3 separate regions of the Mus musculus genome follow, and all the other regions are linked to region 1. Evidence: chromatin loops called from intact Hi-C (ENCODE). Cell type or tissue: heart. All regions are shown on one strand. Region 1 overlaps Osbpl9 (oxysterol binding protein-like 9). Region 2 overlaps Osbpl9 (oxysterol binding protein-like 9). Region 3 overlaps Osbpl9 (oxysterol binding protein-like 9).

Region 1 (8,000 bases):
TTTTCCTAATGTTGTGCTTTCTTCTCCTTTAAGACACACAACTACTATGAACAGATGACTGCCTGTTTGCAAAAGGAAGTAGAAATTTGGCTGCTTTGCAACTTAAGTAAACAGAAGAATCAACCTTTATAGGAAGAACTCATTTCTGACAATTATTGCAAAATAAAATATTACTCAAAAACCATGTTCACAAGATTAACTGCTCAGACACTCCCAAATATCTACTGAGCCCCCCAAATGCTTGAGGTGTGAATGTCTGGGATATGAGCAAGCATAAGACAACCCACGATCTCCAGTAACGTACCATCTCCTGGAAAATACAATGGCATGCCTATTATTATAGGCAGACTGAACTGTGCCCCATACTCTCATGTGTTTCAACACTCCATCCCCAGCTGGTGGCACTATTTTGGGAGATAGTGGACTCTTAGGGATGTAGGGCCTAGCTGGCAGATGCAAGCCACCAGGGGAAGACTTGAAGGTTATAGCCTTCCCCACTTCTGTGCTGTTCTTGGTATCCTGTCCTCCAAGAGATAAACAAGACCAAGACTACCAAGACTGAGCAGCTATCACTGTCTTCCTACCCTGTCACCATGGACTGAGTCTCCAGGTTAAGTGGCACACCACACCCCAACTTCCCTAGGTCAGCTATGTACTTCCTGAGTTCTGGATTGGAATCTGGTCCACATTTTCTTGATTCTCTAACACTATCATTTTCTTAGCAGCTAATCCGGTACTCACAATTATAGAACAAATGGTCATTTGTCTGCTAGAATGGTGCCTTTTCTCAGTGAAGTCTCCTGACCAGCCTTGTCTTTGCTTGCTTGTTTTTCCCTGATGCTGTGATAAAATGCTTTGATAAAAAGCACTTGAGGGAGAAAGGTTTTATTTTAGCTCAGTGTGCCAGTCACAGCAGGGAGTCAGGGCAGCAGGGGCTCACAGCAGCTCATCACATCTACCCACAAGCAGAAAGCAACAAGGATGCTGTGGCTCAGTCCCCTTCCTCTTTTTATCCAGTTCAGGACCCCAAGCCCGGGGGGTCCTGCCTACAGTTAAGATGGGTCTTTCCATATCACTGAATGCAACCAAGATTATCCTCCACAAGCACGCCCAAAGGCCTTCGTCCCAGGACTTGCTTCTACAGTCTGTCAAATTCACAATTAACAGTAACAATCAGAAGCCTATGCCTTTAACATACATACAGCTCATGGTTATTATTTATTGTCCATCTCTCCTGCCACTGAATACTAGGCTCCACAGAAGCAAGGTTCTTTACTTCTTGACATATCCCAACCAGCTAGAAGTTCATCAGGAAACAATTGCTCAACAAAATATTTGCTGAATGAGAACTGATGAGTCACTGATCTTATTACTAGGCTTTCTTTTCATTTGTTTATTTGTTTGTTTATCTATTTATTTACTGAGGCAAGGTATGTATGTAGCTCTGGCTGTCCTGGAACTCACTATAGAACCCAGGCTGGCCTTGAACTAAGAGATCTGTCTGCTTCTGCCTCCCAAGCACTGAGATTACAGGCATGCGCCACCAGGCCCAGCAAGTTAGAGTTCCTAAGAAATTATTTTTGCTTGATATCTTATTAAATCTTCCATAATTGGCTCCTTCAAAGATTTATTAATAGTTATAGCTGAAGTCTCTAAACTGTCAATGTGCATGTAAATATTTACAAATGTGTTTCTCCTCCACAACGTCTGTTTTGACTATCTAAAGCAATGTCGTGAGTCTCCAGAGCAGAGTCAGCACTATATTAGACAGTTTGCTCATTCAGTCAAAGACAATGAAAAACATGAGCTCTTTTCTATTCATTCATCAATCACATGCTTCTCAGTCATTTTTACTCAATAAAAATCCTTGATATGCAAATATATACTAACACTTAGCTCCTGCAGGGACTGTCTATACTGCTTTAACTTCAGGTTAAAGGACTTTAGGACATGGAATGTAGGAACATTTAAGAAGGCTGTAGTTTTAGAGAACTGACATAGGCATTAATCAGGAAACTGCTCAGATAGCATAGAGACCAAGAAGGGGGCGAGGGAGTAATGGGGAGGCAGTGAGTGTGAGCATAAGAAGGGATAAAGACCCAAGCCACGTTACAGACTTAGGAGACAGAGGAGGAGCGGCCAGTGGACAAAGTGATGGGCCTTTCCATCACACAATACAAGGAGAGGCAGACACAGAACAAGAAAAGATTCAGTTAGCTTGAAAACTGGAGGTAGAGTACCACAACACAGAGAAGAGGGCTGGCAAGCCCCAACTGCTGGAGCCCTCAGGAATCAGAAGAGGACTGTCAGTCCAGGCCAGCCCAGCAAAACCTTAAACAAAACACAACAAAAGAATATACAAGATGAAAACCAAGATGACTCCAAAATTTTTACTTATGGCTTAAAAAGCCTCTGACGTAGTCAATCCTAAAATCTGATAAGCCTCAACTGTCAGAAGTGGTTTGTTTGCTGTTTAAAGTGTGTGCATGCACATGCATGTGTATGTAGGTGTGTGTGCACACGTGTACAAGTTGTGCATGGGGTGTGTGCATTTGTAGGGGGGTCTGCATTTGTATATGTGCATGAACATGTATGCATATATGTGTATGTGTGAAGTCAGGCATTTTCCTCAATCACTCTCTACCTTATGTTAGTCAAGGTCTCTCACTGACGCTAAGCTTGTCACCAGCTTTTCCCATGGGTTCTAGGAATCCAAACTCAGGTCCTCGAGCTTGGGTGGCAGTGCTTTATCCACTGAGCCATCTCTCTAGCCCTAGAAGCTAATGGTACAATACCTGCGTGCAATCCCAGCACTCTGGAAGCTTAGGTGGGAGGATTTGAATTCAAAACCAGCTTGGGATACATAACAAATATCAAGTAAGCCAAAGCCATATTTCAGGACTTGTCTTTAAGAAAATAATAAAAGTTTTACTGAATTTATGAGTAAGAAGTATTCAAATACATGTTATTATGGGAAAAAATGAGAATTTCTCTTTAATGCATTTTGGGATGAGAGGGAAGAGTGGGGCAAAAGAAGGTGATTTTAAGGGGCCAAACCAAGTCTCAGCTCACAAGGAGACATACAGAAGGTCAAAAGGAAAGGAAGATATAATCACTTTACTTGGATTAATAAAGAAAAAAAGGGGAGGAGAAATCAATGCCTATTTAAAAACAAAAAAAGCTGGGCGTGATGGCGCACACCTTTAATCCCAGCACTCAGAAGGCAGAGGCAGGTGGATTTCTGAGTTCGAGGCCAGCCTGGTCTACAGAGTGAGTTCCAGGACAGCCAGGGTTACACAGAAAAACCCTGTCTCTCAAAAAAAAAAAAAAAAAAAAAATTCAGGAAGGAGCTAGGTGTGGCAGCTCATGCCTGAATGACCAGCACTTGGAGAGCTGAGTCAGGGGGATCACCCCTCAGTTCAAAGCCAGTTTGGTCTAGATAGAGTTCCAGGTCCAGACTGCAGGGTGAGACAAGCCAATAAAAATGAAATAATAAGTAAAATTTATGAAAAAGACTAAAACAAAGCAAGTGACACGTGAAAAATGAATCAGCTACTAATTCTTTTGTTTGCTTTTGAAATAAACAAGATCAATTAGATAAGACCTAACAAAGTAACAGAAGCCTACAAGAAATTATAATAATGAATGTATGCTACTTTATAAAATGCTTATACTTTAATAAAATGCTTAGAAAAAACGACATTCTTTAGCTCCTGGGGGGGGGAGCTTTTGTACTTAAAGAGAAGTGTGCGCATGTTCCTGTGGAGTGGAGAAGCGGGAAGGCATTTCTGAATTATCAAGAACAACATTCCATCTGAAGGTTTCATTCTGGCTCCAGTTTCTCCAAGGAATTCTGCTCAGGGCAAACAGCAGCAAGCCACTTCCTCTCTCTTCTATATTTAGCTCTAAGCTGCTAATACAATATCTTTGCCTTTCCTTCAGAAAGGATACACTTCTAGATCAAGACTGTAGTTACAACCCTGCACGTCCCACAAGCTTCAGCCCCATCCTCTAGAAGACAATCTAGACACAGCTATCGAATGTCATCGATTCAGCACTCACGACAAACACAATTTATGTTTATGCAGATCACTGTGCACCATCACCATTTCAGGCACCACTTCAGTTTTCCTAGGAAAACCAAGTTTCTGAACAGAACAAATAACTAGGAAGATGTGTTGGGCTTTTTCCCCTCGAACACTTTGAACTGCTCCCTCTGCTGGCGTAAGAAGAGAACTGTGCAGCATGACCAGAACTGAAAGAAGATGGAGCACAGGTCAATGTCTGACTCCCTGGTCATTAACTCCATTCAGGGAACATCCCCATGCGTCCTGTGGCTAGGCTTCCAAGCCTCCCTAATAGTTGGTGACAGAACTGAGCATGCCTTGTGATGTGACTCACTACCATGTGACCAATGTCCCAGTTAACCTTGCCTCAGTGGGCCCAGGCAGTGTCGACCTCTGCTTGGATATACACTGAGCACAGAAGAACCCTGCGACACCTACTCCCATGAAACACTAATACTGCAATGGGAGAAAGTGACGTGGATACAAAGGGGCTCCGGTATGATAAAATATAAGTCAGAGTGACTGACCCAGAATCACAAGAAAGTAAGGTGGAAACAAACAGTACTGTATAATGAGAATTGTCAATATAAATCTTGGCCCTGTTACTTCCTGCATGTGTGACCAAAAATACAAATTAATACAAGCCTCAAGCCCACCCCTGGATGGTGAGGATAAAAATATCTACCTCACTAGGGTGGGTTCGATCCCTGTGAAGGACCAGCATAACATTAAACTGGCCCTTAGCGGCCAGGCAGTGGTGGGCCACACCTTTGATCCCAGCACTCTGGAGGCAGAGGTAGGTGGATCTCTGAGTTCAAATCCAGTCAGAGTGAGTTCCAGGACAACCAAGGCTACACAGATAAACCCAGTCTCCAGAAATCAAAAACCAAACCAGAATAAAACAAAACTGGATGAAGTAAATTGAACCCTAGAGTTTTCTACATATGTCTAACGGCTTGTAGAAACGTTCCTTTCATTATGAATCTTTACTCTCTCTCTCCACCAGCACACACCAAGCAATGTGCCCCAAACTGAAAAGATTGCCTACTAAGTAAGATCCACAGGTCTCCTCCCAAGGTTATATAATATATAAGCAGCACTTGCTTGAGACAGAAGACTGATGACTGCCTGCAGGGAGCTCTAGCAACTGAAGCTTCCAAGAGTCACCGCCCATGCTGAGATGTGGCTTTCCATGACACATTTCCCTTCAGTTGTCTGTGTTCCCGAAGTAACCCAAATAAACCCCCATTCCCACTTACCGCTCTGCTATGCCCTCTACCGCATGGTACACTAATTATGCCTTGGAAACCATGAGCTGAATGGGATTTCTCACCTTTAAGTTGTTTCCATCAGGTATCTTGTCATGGCTACATAAAAGTTACCTAGTAGCCACAGGAAAAGTTGTTCTTAAACATACACAGGACTGAAGGGTCAAGGAAATGGCATTGTTCTTCCCTTCAGGAAGAAGGACTGGAGTGATAATTAGCGTCATCTTTTCAATACTCTCCTTAGATTGTTACATTGAAAATTTATTTTAGTGAGTAAGAAAAATGAATTGTGGAATAAAATGTAAATTACTAACAAAAATAAAAATGGATTAGAGAGGTAGGTCTAACTGGCTACTCACTATACTGGAGTTCATAATTAAACTTGGGAAGATTATAATTTCAAATATCTAGGGAGGATTGAAAGTAGAAAACAAATTAAGAAGAACATAGGTACACTAGCGAGATCTAATCCTCCCACAGCAATATAACCAACTCCCAACACACGAGTCCAGCTCTATCAACCCACACAAATATCCCGAGTACCACTGAAATTAAACCAGCTAATTACAGAATTAATTAGAGCTGATTCACTTCCTTTACATGAAATGTGTGACTTTTTGTACTGGAAACATTACCACATAAAAATCAGAAACATAACATAACAGAGGAAACATCTTAAGTCAACCCAAGACAGTGACATCTGTTCGCTGGTGATAATGCTGAGCTAACATTGCTCTCAAAGTAGAAGACAGTCAAACCTATAACCATGCTTTAGCCTAATGACTTACCGTCTATTCTAAGCATCTTGGCCATGTGGGTGTGTGCTAAGTTGACTGGTATTAATGCAGTGAAGCACTGATGCACTGATATACTTGATCAATAGGACTTTTTTAAAAATTAAATACTTTTCTTCAGTATTGAGCACTAGGTTGCACTTTAGTAAACAATCAGGCTTTAATGGACTGAGCTGAAAGCAGTGGTTTATCAGGCCAACCACAGGTGACTTTTTCCATGGAGACTTACATAGCTCTAACTTAAGCTTCTTTTCCATCCTTAAAAGTGGTATATTTTATCTCAGGAAACTTGTGTCACTATAAAATATTCCAGATAAATTTAACTAAAGTTTGTACTGTTTAATAGATGTCCTCAGTAAAGCTCCCCCCTCCCCTGTTTTTGAGATAGGGCCTCACTATGTAATTTAGTCTATGTTCAAACTTACAATCCTGCCACCACGCCTAGATGCATAGTTTTCACCTTTTAAAAAAAAAATATTTTTTTACAGATCAGGTTTGCTGAAGCCAAGAGATCCCTTCAATACAAATGAAACCATGCACACTATGGGCAATCTACAATCAAGACCAAGTCATTTGACACTACACCTCACTCATCTATACACTGAGGACGATTCTAAGGTTGTTGCAAGAGTAAACTTGTATGTAAGTACAGCTACTTATCTAGCCTCTGGATCTTAAGCTTTCAAGTGTATTATAATCCCTGGAGAGGACACATTCCAGAGCTGCTGAGTCACAGGGCAAGAGAGGCATTCCTAGCACACCCCCCATGGTGCTGAAGCTCTATCTGCAAACACACTTTAAGAACCACTGACCTAACTAGGCAGTGGTGGCGCACACCTTTAATCCCAGCACTTGGGAGGCAGAGGCAGGTGGATCTCTGAGTTCAAGGCCAGCCTGGTCTATAGAGTGAGTTCCAGTTCCAGGACAGCCAGGGCTACACAGGGTTTTCAAAAAACAAAAAAACAAAAAAACAAAAAAAAAAAGAAAGGAAAGAAAGAACCATTGACCTAGATGGAGCTGAGCACAAATCTTGGCTCTACCACTTGGGCTTCCTAAAACTCACTTTCTCCAACTCTAAAACAAGAAGCTAAGCTATCTGCACTTGCGGGTTAGCAGTTAATGTTCACAGTGGGTGGAAAAGTGTCTGGTTCCTATCAGTTACTTAGGAGCAATTCGATAGCTGGGATAGGTTTACTATCACCACGCTGCTATTGCTTCTGAGTAGTGGAACATTGAGGGCATAGCATTTTGTAATTGCATTAAACTGCATTGTTATATAAAGGTCCTAGTTTACATTAGTTCCTTCCAGGTAAGACGATAGTTCACTATAGCTAGTAACATCTCTCAAGAACAAGTGCTAGGGTTGGGGATACAAGAGAGCTTGCCCAGTATGCGTGAAGCTCTTGGTTTGATCCTCAGCATCTCATAAACCAGACAAGGTAATGCACACCCGTAATTCCAGCGCTCAGGATGGAGAGGCAGGAGGATCAGAGGTTCTGCCCATAGATCAAGTTCTGGGCCAGCCAAGAATTTGTGAAAACCTGTCTCAAAAGCTAAAGGTACTGAGAATTGTGTTCAATTTCCAATTCTGCTTTATGTTAGTGGTGTGTAGCCCCTTGTTTCCTTAACTGTAAGATAAAAATAGCACTAGCAATTATTCTGTAAAGCTTTGAGCTGCATGATTTAATACAGGTAGAATTCCAAGTAATGCCTCTTATGAAATAAACATTCAACAAATGATTGCTATAATTAGCATCCCAATATCCAAAATGTCATAAATCATTACACACATTAAATCATCAAAGATACAATTTCCTAAGCCAGGCATAGTATCTCACCCTGCAATCCCAGACCTGGAAAGCTCAGGCAGA
Region 2 (8,000 bases), 58 kb before region 1:
AAGAAATGTCAGGGTCCCACTTGCTCACCAGGACCTATATATACTCTTTAAACGTCCTCATTTAACAGAGTCAAAAGTTCTAAGTTCATTTTCTTGTGTCTGGTTCTACAGTTAACAAGATGCAAAGTTAATTAACTTTAAAACAAGAAATAAATTTAGTACCTAACATTGGTGTAGCCCTGTATATCATAGAAAGGGTAAAGATGACTATAAATAAATGTAAATTAAAATGACATATTTAATACTACAAAATTGATAAAAGTGAGACTGATAAATGTTTCCTAAAAAGTACATGGGTCAAAGGTGAGCAGTGACTCACTGCCCTACTAAGAAAGCCCTGGGATCACCTATGTCAGTGGCAAACCCTTAATACCCCGAGGTGACCACGTAAGAAGGGCAGTGCTTGCCTCTCTGCTGAAAGCCAGTCAAGAAGCAGATGACTCCACTGTGGTCAGGACAGAGTGACAGTGCAGGTGGACACACAGCACATGAACGAGAGTGTTGCCAGGCCTTCCTACTTCCAGTCACTGCACTCCTACACTGTCACACTCCTTGTCCATGAGACAGTGTGCAAGTCTCAAGTGAGCAATTTATTTTTTTAAAAAAAGATTCAATCAGAAGCCCAAGCAGAGGGTACACAAACAAAGCCCTATATTAAAAATTAAATTATAATTACTAATATTCTTGGCTCAATTACAAAACTACCCACTTTAAGGTGGACTGCAATGAAAAACTAAGTTATTGCTAATGTCAGCAGCTATTACAGTCCCTCATCCTTTTCCCTACTGGGAGCCAAACATAAATCTCACACGTTAATGGAAAGTTATAAGAAGTGAAGGTTACCCGGATCTGTACCTGTACTATTTGGTGTTGGAGTCTGATGATGTCCCAAGGTAGCTAACACAGGTCCAACAGGTAAGGAAGATGGACGCTGCTCTGACTTACACAACTGAGCGGGTTCTAGATTTGAATATGTGAAATAAGTTAGAAGAACAGCCCAACACATACTCAATAGCCTCAACTATTTAGAATATAAAACTCTGACATATGAATTTTTCTACAGTAATTCAAATTAATGTTTCTCTTTATGCCTCCAGCCTCTCAGTCCCTGACACTCTGAGCATCAGCAGAGCCAGCCAGGACAGCCAACACCCAGCACAACAGTGCTTCTGAAACTCAAACCACAGAAGATCAGACAGAGCCCCCCCTCCCCCCATCAATGCTAAGTAATAACAAGCTTATTTTCTGAAGGAGTAGAAATTCATATAAGACTTCATGTGTGGCATAATCTCTGGCCTTACTATCATTCGAAAACACAGAGACGTATGGTGTAACTAACAGATTTTTGAGAAAAGATCTCACTCAGCTCAGGTTAGCTTCAACTCTTGGGGATCCTCCTACCTCAGGTTCCTACATGCTGAGACCACAGGTAAGAGCCAATATACCTGGCTTTCGTTAATTTTATTTCCTTTAAATTGTACTAATTATTCTCCTCTCAACTAGTAGCATCTTACACTTCACACATATTCCCTTTCTCATTAACATCCACTGTGGTAAAATATTTATATTGTTCAGAATTAAAAAAGAGTACCCCACATTTACATATTCCCGGGTTACACTTAACTAAGTCAGCAGTATCAATTTTTCTTGGTGTCTATGAATTCAGAGTCACAGAATTCAGTCCTACCAGTAGACCTGCACCTTCACTGCTATGCTGTCTACCACCTCTGAAAACCAAAACTACTTCCTTCTACTTCAAAACATCACTAAAGATACATTCTTCTTCTCCCAGCTCATTTCCAGCTATATTACTTTGTGACTGCTATTATTTTCAAAATATATGGAAACTCTAGGATTACTGTGATTATCAAATTAAGTTTTTCTTATCTATTACTCTGTGAAATATGGTTCCGAATACTGTACCTGGAGGTAAGGCAGTCTGGGAAGGCATTGTGCTGATCACAGGTTCCAAGGGACTAGGCTGGTATATTGCATCTACAGGATTAATAGTACTCTGAGATAAGAAACACAGCAGAGTTATTTTTAATTAGATGTCCTTTCATGCTGACCCACCCAAACAAATAAAATGCCACAGTTCCAACAACACAATCCACAGGATAGTAATTAGGTGATTGGTCAAAGTGCAAAGGGGAGATGTATCTTTTTATACAGAGGCGTAAGAATTTCTCCCAAAAGAGCACAGACAGGAAGAAAAATGACTGACTCACTGTCACAGCAGGAAGCTAAATGAGAAACCTGCAAGGTCAGAAAGCCAAACAACTACCACAGTCCAACTCCGCACTCCCAACTCTTAGCTCTCCAGGGCATCCTACTAACACTGCACCGGTCACCAAACGACGGTCGGCACTGGCCCAACCTCACCTCCTGCCCAGCACTGAGCAGCACACGGCACCACACACCATGTCTAACTATGGCGCTTGGCTATAAACTCCACCATGTGCTGCCTTGGACTGGGTATGTTGAAGCCCTCATTGAGGACATACTAGGGCGGGGTGCTCAGCCATGTGACAGCAATGTTAGGGCAAGGACAAGAATGTAGATTTCTCTGATTCCAAACCAAGACATTAATCTGACGGCATGATGTCCCTCACGCTGGGTCTGTGCATGGTAACGGGATTTCTCTTTTTTAGTATTGTCATTTAATGTCTAAATTATTTTCAGGCACAAAACCTTTCCCTATTTTAAAAAGCTGCTCAATCTTATTTTCTTAAATATTTTGAAAATACGAATTCTGATTCTAGTTGCCATAGATATTAACTGAAACCGAAGGACAAATGGCACCATGAAAAGAATCCTTAATAAGCAAGCAAGAATTCCAGTACAGTGAGTTAGGGAATGTACTAAAACACAGACCTGGAACTCTAATTTCTTGAATAATTGCTTAAACTCCTTAAGCCCCTCATCCTCTCTGGGCCTCAGTTTTCCCCGTAGATAAAACACAAGAGCTGGAATTACACAGCCTCTACTGCAGCAGTTCTCAACCTGTGACTCATGACCTCTTGAAAAACGGCTATCTCCAAGAAACAGTTACCATTCATGGTTGGGTGCCATAGCACGAGGAACTGCATTAAAGGGCTGCAGCATTAGGAAGGTTGAGAACCACCACACTAAAGGCTTGTGATCACTACCTTATGATTCTATGCTCACGTCTGGAATTCGTTCTAGTAACTTAGGAAGCTCCAATGAGCCTTGCAGCTGTTCTGAGAATGAATTAGTTCCTGGTGTGGCACAAAGGACTGGGTTGCAGCTGAGTGGTAGAGTATTCGCCTAGCACGTGTAAGGCCCAGGCTCCATCCCAGGACAGTAACCAAGACTTAAACAAGGGAAAATTTCCTTCACCAAAACTCTGATCCACATGAATGAAAATGTACTATCCTTCCCATTGAAGAGTCAATGAAATACCCTTTAGAATCAGGGACTGGAATTCAACTTTTTAGATGAAATCTTTCTTCCAATTGAAATATTCTAATAGTGGGCTTGTCAAATAAACAAATTTTACAAAAACCTTTAAACTTCTTTGCATTACAAAACAAATCATGGGAATTTAGTCTAATCCACTGGCAGTAGCTTATAATCCCAGCTACTTGGAAAATGGAGGCAGGTGGATCCCAAGCTCAGGGCCTATAAGAGCTTACAGACTGTGTTCAAGCACAACTTAAGTGAGATCCGGTCCTGAGCGCAGCAGGTAGAAACGATGGCTGGGGAACACAGCTCGATGGTAAGGAGCTTGTTAGATATGCAAAGCCCTAGGCTCAATCCCCAGTACCACAAAAACAAAAATAAACTGGATTTCTAAGAAATAGGAAAAGTGGGTATTTTGGACTGAGCTCCTTGCACGAGGCCTTAAATGGAGCAAGGCCAAATGGACTCAGCCAGGCTCAGTGCCACCCGATCCAACTGAAATGCCAAGGAAACAGGCGGATGCTGAAACCTGCCACTTCCTCCTCTTCAGAGGAAATTCAAGCTTGCCTGGGTCTGCTTTGATCCAGATTATAAGAAAAAAATAACTAGAGGTTGTAATCAGTGTTGTCCAGTGCCTGTCATCTTATAAAACTCACTATTTCTGACACTGTCTTGTAGAGCCCATCCTTCTTAAATAGAGACTTCAAAGTCTATGAATCACAGATAAACTAATTAGATCTATAATAAAGTCTGTTGTAATTTTGCCTTTTTGATAGCACATAGATTAAAAATTTACCTTTTCTTGTTTTGCCTATGTTTATCTTTTTTTTTAAGATTTATTTATTTTATGTATATGAGTACACTGTAGCTGTCTTCAGACACACCAGAAGAGGGCATCCAATCCCATTACAGATGGCTGTGAGCCACCATGTGGTTGCTGGGAATTGAACTCAGGATCTCTGTAAGAGCAGTCAGTGCTCTTAACCACTGGGTCATCTCTCCAGCCCCCGCCTATGTTTATCTTAAGATACCAATTTCAGCTAAAAAAAAAAGTCATTCTACAACTTCCTTTTAGAAGGATGTTTATACAAGTGACCCTCAACTGTAATCTGTTCGGACATTAATAAATCCATGCCAAAGCAATGTGTAAATAAAATATACAAAGTGCATAGCTAATGAATGTGCCTACTGTACCTTACACCAACATGCAGACATAAAAACCCTTCAGGTTGTTACACATGTCAGTACTGAGACTGGAGCAGCTGAGTAACTCAAGAGTCTCAGTCGGTGACTAGATATAAAGTCAACAAGCTCACTCCCCCCGCCCCGCCCCCAGGCACGATAAGGTTGTCAAGGTTCTAACATGTCATCTCTGGGTCTTAGCCGAGTTGACACTGAGCTTCAGGATAAAGAGGTTGCTTACTGTTTTAAGAACAGTTTCTGCTTCTCTCTTGAGAGAAATCTCTTGTAGGCTGGGCTGCCCTCAGACTCTCTACTGTACTCATGAACCCCTGATCCTCCTGCTTCTGCTTCCTGAGAGCTAGCATCACAAGTGTCACCATACATCTAGTTGATGTGCTGCTGGGAAAAAATAAAATCAAACCCAGGGCTCCATGCCTGCTAAGCAAGAACTGTCAACGGAATGACATCCACAGCTCAACTCTAGGACTAGTCAACACAGGTCAGTACAACTATTAAACTACAGCCTGTGGCTTATTTATGTGTGTATATATAGTGAGTATCTGTGTGTGTGTGTGTGTGTGTGTGTTTGTGCGCGCATGCTCTGCTCCTGTACACAGAGGCCAGAAGCCAACAGTGGTTGCTTTCCTCTCTCACTTGGCCTCTCCCCTACTCCCAGTGCAAGGCTATAGGTGCATGCCACCATCCCTGGCTTTCAGGCGGGTGTAGTGAATCCAAACTCTGGCCCTCATACCTTCAGGGCAGGCTCCCAGCCTTCCAACTATAAATCATTAAAATCTTTGATTACCAGCTGAGAAATCTTGCCATAAATTTTTCTTATTTATAAATGAAATGTTAAAGAGTAATTGAGGGCTGGTGAGATGGCTCAGTGGGTAAGAGCACCCGACTGCTCTTCCGAAGGTCTGGAGTTCAAATCCCAGCAACCATATGGTATCTCACAACCATCTGTAACGAGATCTGACTCCCTCTTCTGGAGTGTCTGAAGACAGCTACAGTGTACTTACATATAATAAATAAATAAATCTTTTAAAAAAATCTAAAAAAAAAAAAAGAGTAATTGAAAGGTAAAAAGCTGAAGAAAAAATATCTATGTGCAAGAATTCATGTTCTGTGTCCTACCAAGAATACATTATGCAACATGGTACTAATAACAAGTCCAAACAGGAAACAGAGGGGAACATATAAATACAAACATTTAATAGATGAAGGTCTGTTCTGATATTGCACACACTCCCCCTTTCATCTGAGACAATGTTTCATAAGCAATGCAGCTTAGTGAGAGACGCATCATGAAAGTTAATTAACCCTTCAAGTTGACACATGCAAAGTGACTCATTCACAGAACCAATACTTAGAACAATTTTAAGACTGTCATTTCCCCTCCAAATGATTGTTGAAAGATGGCCAACGTTAGGAGCTCAAGGAAGATTGCGAGATAAAAACAAGAAGCAGTGAGCATGTGAAGAGAGGAGTTTGCGTTGAGAAGTGAACAGGCTCAGGCTGCTCCTGGCAGGCTGGTTATAAGGCTCTGCAGGAGCAAAGGAGCAAAGACTGCATTAGACTTACTATAATTCCATCTGCGTGCTGCTCCGCATTACTCTGGTCCTTAAGGAAAAATGTTAAAGATATTAACTTCATTCTCACATTTTAGTCACGGCGTGTGTACTTTTCCTAACAAGAAAGCTTCTTTTACTAGGTAAGCAACGACGTGAGAACCTGACTTCTCTGCTTCCACGGAGCCCCCCCTTTCATGTACGCTCATTCTTAACCAGACACAATTCTACCATGGTGAGACAACCAACAGGAGGGAAGAACAGTCCTCTGACAGTCCCTTCCAGAGGCCTTGGCCACAGTACCGCGACACAGGCTCAGTGAGGTACCCTACTTACTTACAGATACGCTAATAGAAGTAAGGATGAAGACTCAAATTTTCTAAGTTTCAATTTTACATAAGTTATGCCAACTCTTCCCAATTCCTAATTCTACTCCACTTTACACGTATGACCATTATGTAAAATAGTATCTGAAAAATCAACGATGAGCAGGACTCACATATCTGCTTTTCAGAATCATACATTCTAATTTTTGTCTCAATAACCTGAACAGTTGTATGCATGGGATGATGATGTAACAACTAATACTACCTGGCAAGTAGTTCATGTATGTTAATCCACCTACTCTATCAATAACTCGGTTACAGGGTTTTTTGGCCTGTTTGTTTGGATTTTGAAACAGGGCCTCATGTGTCCTAGGCTGGACTAAAACGATGACCCTGAATTCTTGATCTTCCTACATCCAATTACAGGCTCACACTCCCACACCAGGTTTACAGGCAATTGGGGATGGTCCCCAGGAATGGGTGCATGTGTGGCAGATACATTACTAAGTGAACTCCACCTCCACGCCCACAGGCAGCATGACTGTCAGCGCTGGACTGATACTGTGCTAGAGGTGAGCTCCCAATCAACGCTGCCCCACACAATTCACTCTCTTAGATAACTACCCTGGACTCTTCTGTTCTGGGCTCCTCCTTCCCACTTGCCCTCTCTCAGGCTCTGCCCAACACACACATCAACGGTGTAGTAGTCTCACAGGATGGCCTCATCTGCAGGGATGAGAGAGCATCACCTGGTTTAGTACCATCTAGGAAGCCATCAGAGATCTCTGGAAGAAGAACATACTGAGAGAAACTGGAGGAAACAAAAAAACCTCTAAAAATGTTCAAAGTTAAGCTTATGTAATATAATTAATGTACTTTTTAGAAAAGATTTATTTATTATGCATACAGAATTCTGCATGCATGCAGGCCAAAAGAGGACACCAGATCTCACTATAGATGGTTGTGAGCAACCATGTGGTTGCTGGGAATTGAACTCAGGACCTCTAGAAGAGCAGCCAGTGCTCTTAACTGCTGAACCATCTCTCCAGCCCCTTATTTCAGAGTTTTCATGAAGATATGAGAAAATACAGGAAAGTATTTAAGGATACAAAACCAAGTTTGTTTGTTTGTTTGTTTGAGACAGGGGTTCTCTGTCTAACAAGACCTGGCTGTTCTCAGATTCACAGAGACAGCCTAAGTGTTAGATCAAAGGTGTGCATACCACCAAACTTGTTGCTAAAACCAAGTTTTTAAGATAAAAGGAATATAATCCTTGTCTTACTCAAGTACATAATGTAAGTACAGTGTCCTGGAGGGCTTCTGCTGACTGACACAAACCTAGATGTATCTGGGAAGAGGAGACTCAACTGAGAAGTTGTCTGTATCAGAGTGCCTGCAGGAGAGTCTGCAGAGCACATTCTTGATTAATGACCGATGGGGGCAAGGCGGGGGGGGGGGGGCTGGGGTGGGGGGGAGTAGCTCGCCGTAGGTGGTACCA
Region 3 (8,000 bases), 75 kb before region 1:
CTTCTGATCACTAATGCTGGAAGAGACAAGGACAAATGTGATGTTCCACTTTTTGGCAGGACACACACTGAATGATCTACCTAGAGCCACATGGACCAGTGGATACCAGTTGGATACCAATTCCAGTTTGACACCAAGGCACAACACACATAACTAATGCATTCCCCTCAGTGTTTGGTTAGAAGACTCTAGCAGATGTTTATATCCACTTAGCTACACAGCGTCTCCCTTCATCCCCAGCTCCCTCTGTATGCTACATGCCCTCCTGAGGTAAATACTGCTGCTAGTTTCTGGGGCCACATCTTTGCTTGGATTGCAAGCCAAGTGCGCTGCTTCACTGACAGACTTTCCACATCCCACACTGCCAACCAATAATCTAATCATTGTTTGCTTTTGAGAGAGGTTTTAGTCTGTGGCCATATTGGCTTTGAGTTTGATTCTCCTGTCTAGGTCTTTTGAGTCTGGGATTATAGGTGGCTTATTGCCACCACATCCAGCTAGTTTAATTCTTTTATGGCCAAAAACCATAATAATAATTAATTTTAATTTGTTCAGAGATTCTACAGGCTGGCTTTCTTTGTAAACTTTATTACTTTATGTATTAGTGGTTTGCTTGCATTTATGTCTGTGTACCATACGTATGCCTGGTGCCAGTGGAGGCCAGAAGAGGGTGTTGGATCCGCTGGAACTAGACTAAGGTGACTGAGCTACAGATGGCTGGGATCTGGAAGAACAGCCAGTATTCTCAACCTCAGAGCTCTCTCCAGCCCTTACTGATGTCCTGGGGTGGCTCTCCAGCAGCTCCGGAGGGACTGGCTGACTCTCTTCTCCCTGTGGTTATTCTTGTTTGGTATGGGGTCCTGGCAGTCATGTGAGGGCTTCACACAGGCTAGGGGATCACCTTACTACTGGGCTATACTCCAGGCCTGCTGTATGTAGCTGGAAGCTGTGTGTGTGAGTGTATGTGTACACACATACATATATATACATATATACAAAATGAAAGAATGAATTTATCAAGAAAAAAATATATACACATACATACTATATATACGTATATGTGTGTATGTATATATACATATATTTTTTTCATTCTTTTATTCTTTTTTTTTTTTTTTTTTTTTTTTGGTTTTTCGAGACAGGGTTTCTCTGTGTAGTCCTGGCTGTCCTGGAACTCACTTTGTAGACCAGGCTGGCCTCGAACTCAGAAATCCGCTTGTCTCTGCCTCCCGAGTGCTGGGATTAAAGGCCTGCGCCACCATACCCGGCTCTTTTATTCTTTTATCATTACAAATTGTCTCTGGTTATGTATCTTCTTTGTTTTGAGATAGGGTCTCATTCTTTAGCCCAGGCTGGCTTGGTGCTTACTTTGCCTGCTTGTTGGTTACTAACTTACAGCAATGACCTTGCCTCTACCTCCCAAATGCTGGGCTACAGCACATTTATCTTCTTTGTTCCTCTGATACTAAAACAGCTACAACAACTTTGCTGTGCTCAGTGCTTCCCATGGTGTGCTGGCTTGACTAAGGATGCCCTAACAGGCTCGTATGCTCGAAAGCTCAGTCCCCAGTCGTAACTGCTCAGAAGAATTAGGAGTGCGTCCTTGTTGGAGGAGGTGGGCGTGGAGCCTTCGAAAGCCAGCATTAGGCCCAGTCTCTGTCTGCCTGCAGATTAGGATGTAAAGCTCTTAGCTGCTTCTCCAGTGTAACAACCGTCTGCTGCCACTACACTCCCTACCATGATAATAATAATGGGCTAACCCTTGGAAACTGTAAGCAAGCACCCAATTAAATGATTTAAAAGACTTGCCTTGGTCATGGTGTCCCTTCATTGCAACAGAACAGAGACTAAGACATATGGTATTTCCCCCCTTTTTGAGGTTTGTGTGTGTGTGTGTAAGATAAATGTGTGTGGTGCATACAGACAGGTGTGCAGATATGTGAGCCTAAGAGAAGTCTTACAGGCCAGAGGAGGATGTTAGATGTCCTCTATTACTCTCTGCCTCATCCTTGAGATAACGTCTGTAAGTAGACCTGGATACAGGCTGGCAGCCAGCAAGCCTGGACAACTCCCTTCTCTGTTCCCACAGCACAAGGCACATGTGAGCATGCCCTGCTTTGTGTGGGTGCTTGAGGTTGCGCAGGAAGCACTCTTTACGCACTAAGCCATCTCCTCAGCCCTCAAGTGCTGTAGTGTCATTTTAGTTGTTATTGTTTGCAATATTAGAGATAAAAAAAGCAAGGGTCTCACACTTGTAGGGTACACACGCTACCACCAAGCAACATCTTCAATCATGGCCTTTTAGTTTTAAGCAAGCACTATCCAAATGGCATAATGATACATTTTGCTTTTTTTTTTTAAATCTACTTCAACAACTGCTGTCTCCTCTGACAGAGGATGTGTTTGTCCTACCGGCACACCTACCAGTTAACTGGGATTGTCTTCGACCTGTCCCCTTTGTCCTTGACTCATTATTTACTCGTTCTTCCTTTCTGGAGTTAATCATGTATTTCTAGTATTCCATTTTATCTGATTTATTCATGTTTTAGTTGTACTCTTAAACTCTAAAGTGGTTCTTCTGAGGAAAACAGACTTTAAAGTTCCATAAATGAAAGCTACTGTCATGATGCACTTGATACCCCTGACAGCATTGCCAATGGACTCACCTATCAATTATATATCAGATTTATCACTGCCATAGATGTTCAACATTTCTGCACTTTAAGAACTGGTTACAATGAAATAAAAAAACCCTACTTTATCAAAAAAAAAAAAAAAAAAAAAAAAGAGCTGGTTACATGGTTCTCTTACATGTCCCTCTGGCTCTCCTCCCCCACCCCGCCCCTTCTGTTGTTAGCTAGTATGTCCATCTACTACGAAACCTCAGTGTGTGCAGCTGGCCTCCGGAAGCTTTGATTCTCCCACACAAAGGATGTAGTCAGAGAACTAAGACAGTCTGCCTGCTGCCAGTCAAGAGCAACGAACCCTTATCAGCCTCTCTCTGCTGATTTCTTTCCCCGTGGGAGCAGCTCGGACTACAGGCTTTACATTATTACATTACAGCTCACAATTCGGTCTATAACTGGACTTTCAAACTCCTCCTCTCTTCAGGTTGTAACAAGTACCTGCCAAATGACACGTGCTTTAGAAAGGTTTGCTGAGCAAGATTACGTGAATTTCAAGTAGGTTCATAGCTTTGCCCTTTGAAATTCTAGTTGCCTACCTATTAATAGACTTTAAAGTTCTGTAGGTGGCTCACTTGATGGCCTACTAACCCCTTGGCCACATAAGCAGCATACCCTCAGAAGATTTAACTACCCAAACCCCGAGAGGACACAGAAGGGTCCAGTTGTGCTACCTGCACAGAAAGCTAACGAGCAGCAGCGTCTTTAAAGATTACAACCCACTATGCTCAGTCAGTTACCTCACGAACAGGTCTGGATGTGCGAAAAAGTCTGCATACATTTCTAACAGAGATCTTCTCTCGAGAATAAACGTTGGAAGAACTACCTGTAAAACAGATGTTTGCCTCCTGAGAATCAGATTGCATGAGACCCAGACTCTGCGCTGCCGAAAGCCCTCATCCATCCCATCACACCCACCACAGGCCCCAGTTACGCCGAAAGCCCTCATCCATCCCATCACACCCACCACAGGCCCCAGTTACGCTTTACAGAACCACTTCCCAAGATGTCCCAGATCAGAAGGCCTGCCCAGCAGATGTGGAACTTAGAGGGGCTCTGAATGCTTCCACGTTCCTCTGCGCAAACCTCTGCTGTTCCTGTGACACCAGCACTTATAGCTTAGATGAAATATGACAAACATCACACAAGACATTGGTGCTCTGTTTGAGGGACTAGGAAGAAGGCAGAGCTAAGAAACAATTTATCAAGTTGCTTCTTAGAGGACAGGGGACACCAATCCCCTCCCCTAGATTGAAACACAAAACCTGAGTGTGACAGATACTGGCCTAAATTAGTATGAATTCTATCAGACTCCAGTTTTAATTTTAAAGAGGTATGGTCATGCTGGAGAGCATGAATTTAAATATGGTGAGGCTGGCAAGGATTTCTCACTGACTGCCAATCAGCTCCGTTCTTAATCCATACAGCCCACCCGCGGTCATCTCTGAGCACTGTCTTTTGATCATCCACAGAAACGCTCAGTTCACTCATCTCCATGCACACTACACACGAGATAAGCAAAACACACACAGGACCATGCCGCTCATCTAAGAGCGCTCAACCACCCACTCAGTCCACGCATGAGCGGAGGGAATGCACACTGGCTCTTACCTTTGTGAGGTCCATCCCCAGCCTGACTTGTGATAAGAGGTGCATGATAACGCTCTTGTGCTCCTCCACTGACCCAGCCTCCCCATCATCATCTCTGTCGTCATGTGAGTCAAAAAGATCTGCAACAGAACGGCTCAGCTTAGGCTGGCTTTGGGTTGAGTGGAGGTGCCCTGCCAGGACTGCCAAAATTTCTAAGAAAACCAAGTTCTCAGAGGCTCCTCACCAGCATCGCTTGTGCCATTGGACATGGAGGAATTCAGAGACTCTGTGGTATCTGGGCGTTTTAAGCTATTTCCGGAGCTGCTGTGTGTCAAGACTGAGGCAGATCCAGAAGAACTGAATAATAATAAAAAAAAGAATAAATAGTGAAAGAGGTCAGTTTTTTTTAGTGAAAGAGAGCAACGTGGAAGGCAGATGTTGATGCACAGTTAATTGAAATCAGTACACAGAGAGATGGCAGAAACAGCCAGGCTCCTACGAGCAGCTACCTGCACATTCCACACTGAGCCTGCGCTCTGTGCACAGGACGAGCCTAGCTGAAGGCAGTGATGGAGGCAGGGAGATCTCTGCATCCAAATCTGAAACTTGAGTTCACTTCCTCACTTCTCTGTGCACATGGAGGTGATCTAGTGACTGGCAATTTCCTCAAAAAGAGAAACCGTTCAAGCTTGGAGCTATGGGTCACACCTATGACCTTCATCTTTTGTGATGCTGAGGCAGGAGAATTGTTTTGAGTTTGAGGCCAGCCTGAACTACAAGAGTGTGACTCTGCAAAAATCAAAACAACAACATAATCCATTGTAAGTCTTGGGTTCCTGTCTTTATTTTCTAAGATCCTTGAGCAAAGTCCACAGAGGATTAATACTTTTTCTCAACATAAATTTGAAATAACATTTTAAAGCATATTTTTTACAAATATATTTATGGCAATTTACTGGCATAAAACTGTCTCAGCAGGTTATGGTAAGAAGATGACTTTATTAGCAGGTTTAAGAAGGTCTAAAAAGAGCCTTCTCTAAAAATTATCAGTATCTACCTAAAATTTCATATATAAATTAAATAACCAACTGGGCATGCTGGCACAGACCTTTAATCCCTACACTTGGGAGGCAGAGGCAAGCCATTCTCTGTGAGTTTAGGTCAGTTGAGTGTACATTGAGAATTCCAGGCCAGCTAGGGCTATATAATAAGACTTTGTCTCAAAAAAAAAATTGTCAGGGCAAGCAATTATGTAAAGTATAAAAACATCAACCAAAATTCTCATAATACAGACACTTAGAATGCTACAGAACACTGTCTTTTTACATATCATTGTGAACGATATACATTATAGACTCTAGTTAAATAGTTTACTGTTGTCATTTTTCAATCTGTAAGAACCTTAACTATTTCCCAGCAGAAATGCTCCGCAGTGCACGGTGCTCACACCCCTGCCCTGCAGCACACAGCCTCCCACCAATGCCCAGCACCAGAGCAGCAGACAGATCCAACCTCTGCTTCTATAGATCACCCAGAGCACTCAGTTCAGGCTTCACCCCACTGTTAAACACCGAAGTACGTGAGACACGTGAACAATGGCATGTGCAGACGACTTTCACCACCTAAAAATCTCCTGGGCTCTGCTGAAATTAATATATTAAAAATTAAGATTAGAGTATGCATGTATCCTAAATTAAAAATAGTTGCCTAGGTGACCTTGTTTCAATTATTTTGCAAAAAATCCTTAGGTAATTAGTTACGTACTGCTTCTTGGCTAATTTAGCATTAATATGTATCATAAGGGGCTATAAAGCATATGTCACTAATTTTAAGAAGCAATGGAATGAATGAAAGACCCAGGTAAGAAATGAAATTATTTTTACATGAAAGAAGTGTATGAGAATTCTTGTCACAATATTTGGTTCTTTGGCATATCATCAAAATATAGCCAATCTTTTAAGCTAAGTCAACTTTATACCAGATTTACACCAAATTAATCTTTAAACCCCACCTGCTATAAAACATGAGATTTATTCTGATAGAATTCCAAAGGTCTGTGGTGCCTTTCCTTTTTACCAATGGTTGCAGACTAGTTATGACACGCTAGACGCTTAGTTTCAAGGTGGAAACAAACAGAAGCATGGGACCAATTTCCAGCCATTCCACAGAGCAAAGAATGAGGTCATGAACTTTGCTTGTACATCCAAGCTCATAAGGAAATTAGTATAACTTATGGAGCATTTACAATAACCTGCCCAGAGAAGCATGAACATTCTGAGAACACAGAGATGCACAAAACAGCAATGAAGGTCTGATGGACCCTAAAGGCAGAGCGGAGGCGTGATTTGAATCAGGCACCTCTAGCACAAGTTCTTTCCAACATGCACTCTATTCTGATGTACAGACAGGGAACCACATTGGCCAGTTATATGGTCTATGTGTTCCCGAGGAGCTGGGTAACAATAACAAAAGACATAGGCTCTGGAACACTCTTCCATCTGAGATACACAGAGAAACACATAAGGACAAAAATTTGACCTCAGGCAGTAGCCAGTGACAGTTGTCACAACTCAAAGCCCAGATGACAGGCAACAGGACCATGAATACCCTACTCAAACAGGGCCAGGCTAGGAGACAATGTGCAGTGCTAGCCTACATACCCAGTTTGAGAGTATTTAAGGCCACATCACGAACAAACAAAGTAAGTACATAAAAACAAAAAAGCAAAGAACCCAGGTTGGCCCAAAGTATCTATCTTCTTCATGAGTTTCAGACCCAGGCTGAGGATATCCAAGGAGAGCATAAGACGCAGGGAAGGAGCAGCCCAGGATGTCAGACTGGACTCAGGGTTTACATTTGGGTCATTTCAAATGGTAGGTTCATGCACTGTGTATTAGGGGGCAGGAAACAAGGGGGGGGGACCAAAAAGAGGGAGGAGTGGGAGGGGGCCTAAGTTGTTCACATGCCTATGATGGAGTTAATCATGAACATGTCAGAGTCACCTTAAATTAGACCTGAAACCTTGGGTGACATTGCAAAGAGCTCATCATGTGTGACTAAGGTTTTATTTAGAGGATTTTAGTGGAAAGACAGGTAAATCTATCAATTGGTAGAAGACATTTAGAATCCTGTTACATTTAGAGTGATCGCTAATACTGGGCTGGCGGTGTGACTCAGTGAGTACAGACATTCACCAAGCCTGATGACGTGAGCTCAATCCTAGAACGTGCACAGTGAAAAGAGAAAAATGACTCCTGAAGTTGTTCTCCGACCCCCATAGGCAACTATGGTACAGCCCCGGCCCCCAAACACAAAATGCAGTAAGAAATTTACAAGAAAACAGCTAGTGTTTAAGAGACTCTTTAAATTCTGTTTAAATATAAAATAGCTGAACCTTTAAACAAGAAAATCAAGTTTTTACTTTGGAGTTTTTTTCTAAATGGTTATTTGCTAACCCTGTAATGTTATGCAAGCACTAATTAAGGCACATCGTTTTTTGTTTGATTTTGTTGAGTGATCTATTTCTCCATCCCTAGGCAAAGATGAAGAACTATGTTAGATTTTTTAAAAAATGTATAATTCTTTTGGAAAATGTAATGATTTCTAATAGTTTATGGCACAACATGCAACACTAAGCACTATAACTTTGTCCATTTGTGCTGTCCCCAGCCCTCATGCCTGTACTCAGTGCTAGTTTAGCTAGTGTCACACCCCCACTCTCCTCAC

The links. Peaks named below come from ENCODE experiments on the same cell type or tissue, not always from the same donor. Only the 100,000 strongest peaks of a DNase experiment are listed, where the experiment ranks them.
Region 2: it touches region 1 in a loop (2.6-fold over the local background); 11 of 42 quality-filtered maps call a loop at or near these places.
Region 3: it touches region 1 in a loop (2.4-fold over the local background); 8 of 42 quality-filtered maps call a loop at or near these places.

What each region holds. Positions count from the first base shown.
Region 1 is chr4:109,143,538-109,151,537 of GRCm38, forward strand. The region is part of intron 3 of Osbpl9 (oxysterol binding protein-like 9); the gene reads right to left. It overlaps Gm52703 (a long non-coding RNA gene), which reads left to right. Exons shown (of 3, transcript XR_003955256.1): 2 at 6,618-6,771. Among named protein-coding and RNA genes, the nearest start is that of Gm52703, 14 kb to the left of the region's middle. In heart, a CTCF peak has its summit at 4,219 (motif pointing left); a DNase peak (open chromatin) is centred at 4,234; H3K4me3 peaks cover 539 bases; H3K27ac peaks cover 1,023 bases.
Region 2 is chr4:109,085,472-109,093,471 of GRCm38, forward strand. It overlaps Osbpl9 (oxysterol binding protein-like 9), which reads right to left. Exons shown (of 24, transcript NM_001368727.1): 9 at 6,190-6,228; 10 at 1,924-2,014; 11 at 856-960. Among named protein-coding and RNA genes, the nearest start is that of Gm32581, 11 kb to the left of the region's middle. In heart, a CTCF peak has its summit at 4,318 (motif pointing right); a DNase peak (open chromatin) is centred at 4,780; H3K27ac peaks cover 422 bases.
Region 3 is chr4:109,068,519-109,076,518 of GRCm38, forward strand. It overlaps Osbpl9 (oxysterol binding protein-like 9), which reads right to left. Exons shown (of 24, transcript NM_001368727.1): 13 at 4,519-4,631; 14 at 4,296-4,414; 15 at 3,425-3,510; 16 at 1-16. Among named protein-coding and RNA genes, the nearest start is that of Gm32581, 6.3 kb to the right of the region's middle. In heart, no CTCF peak of the experiment used is centred here; no DNase peak of the experiment used is centred here.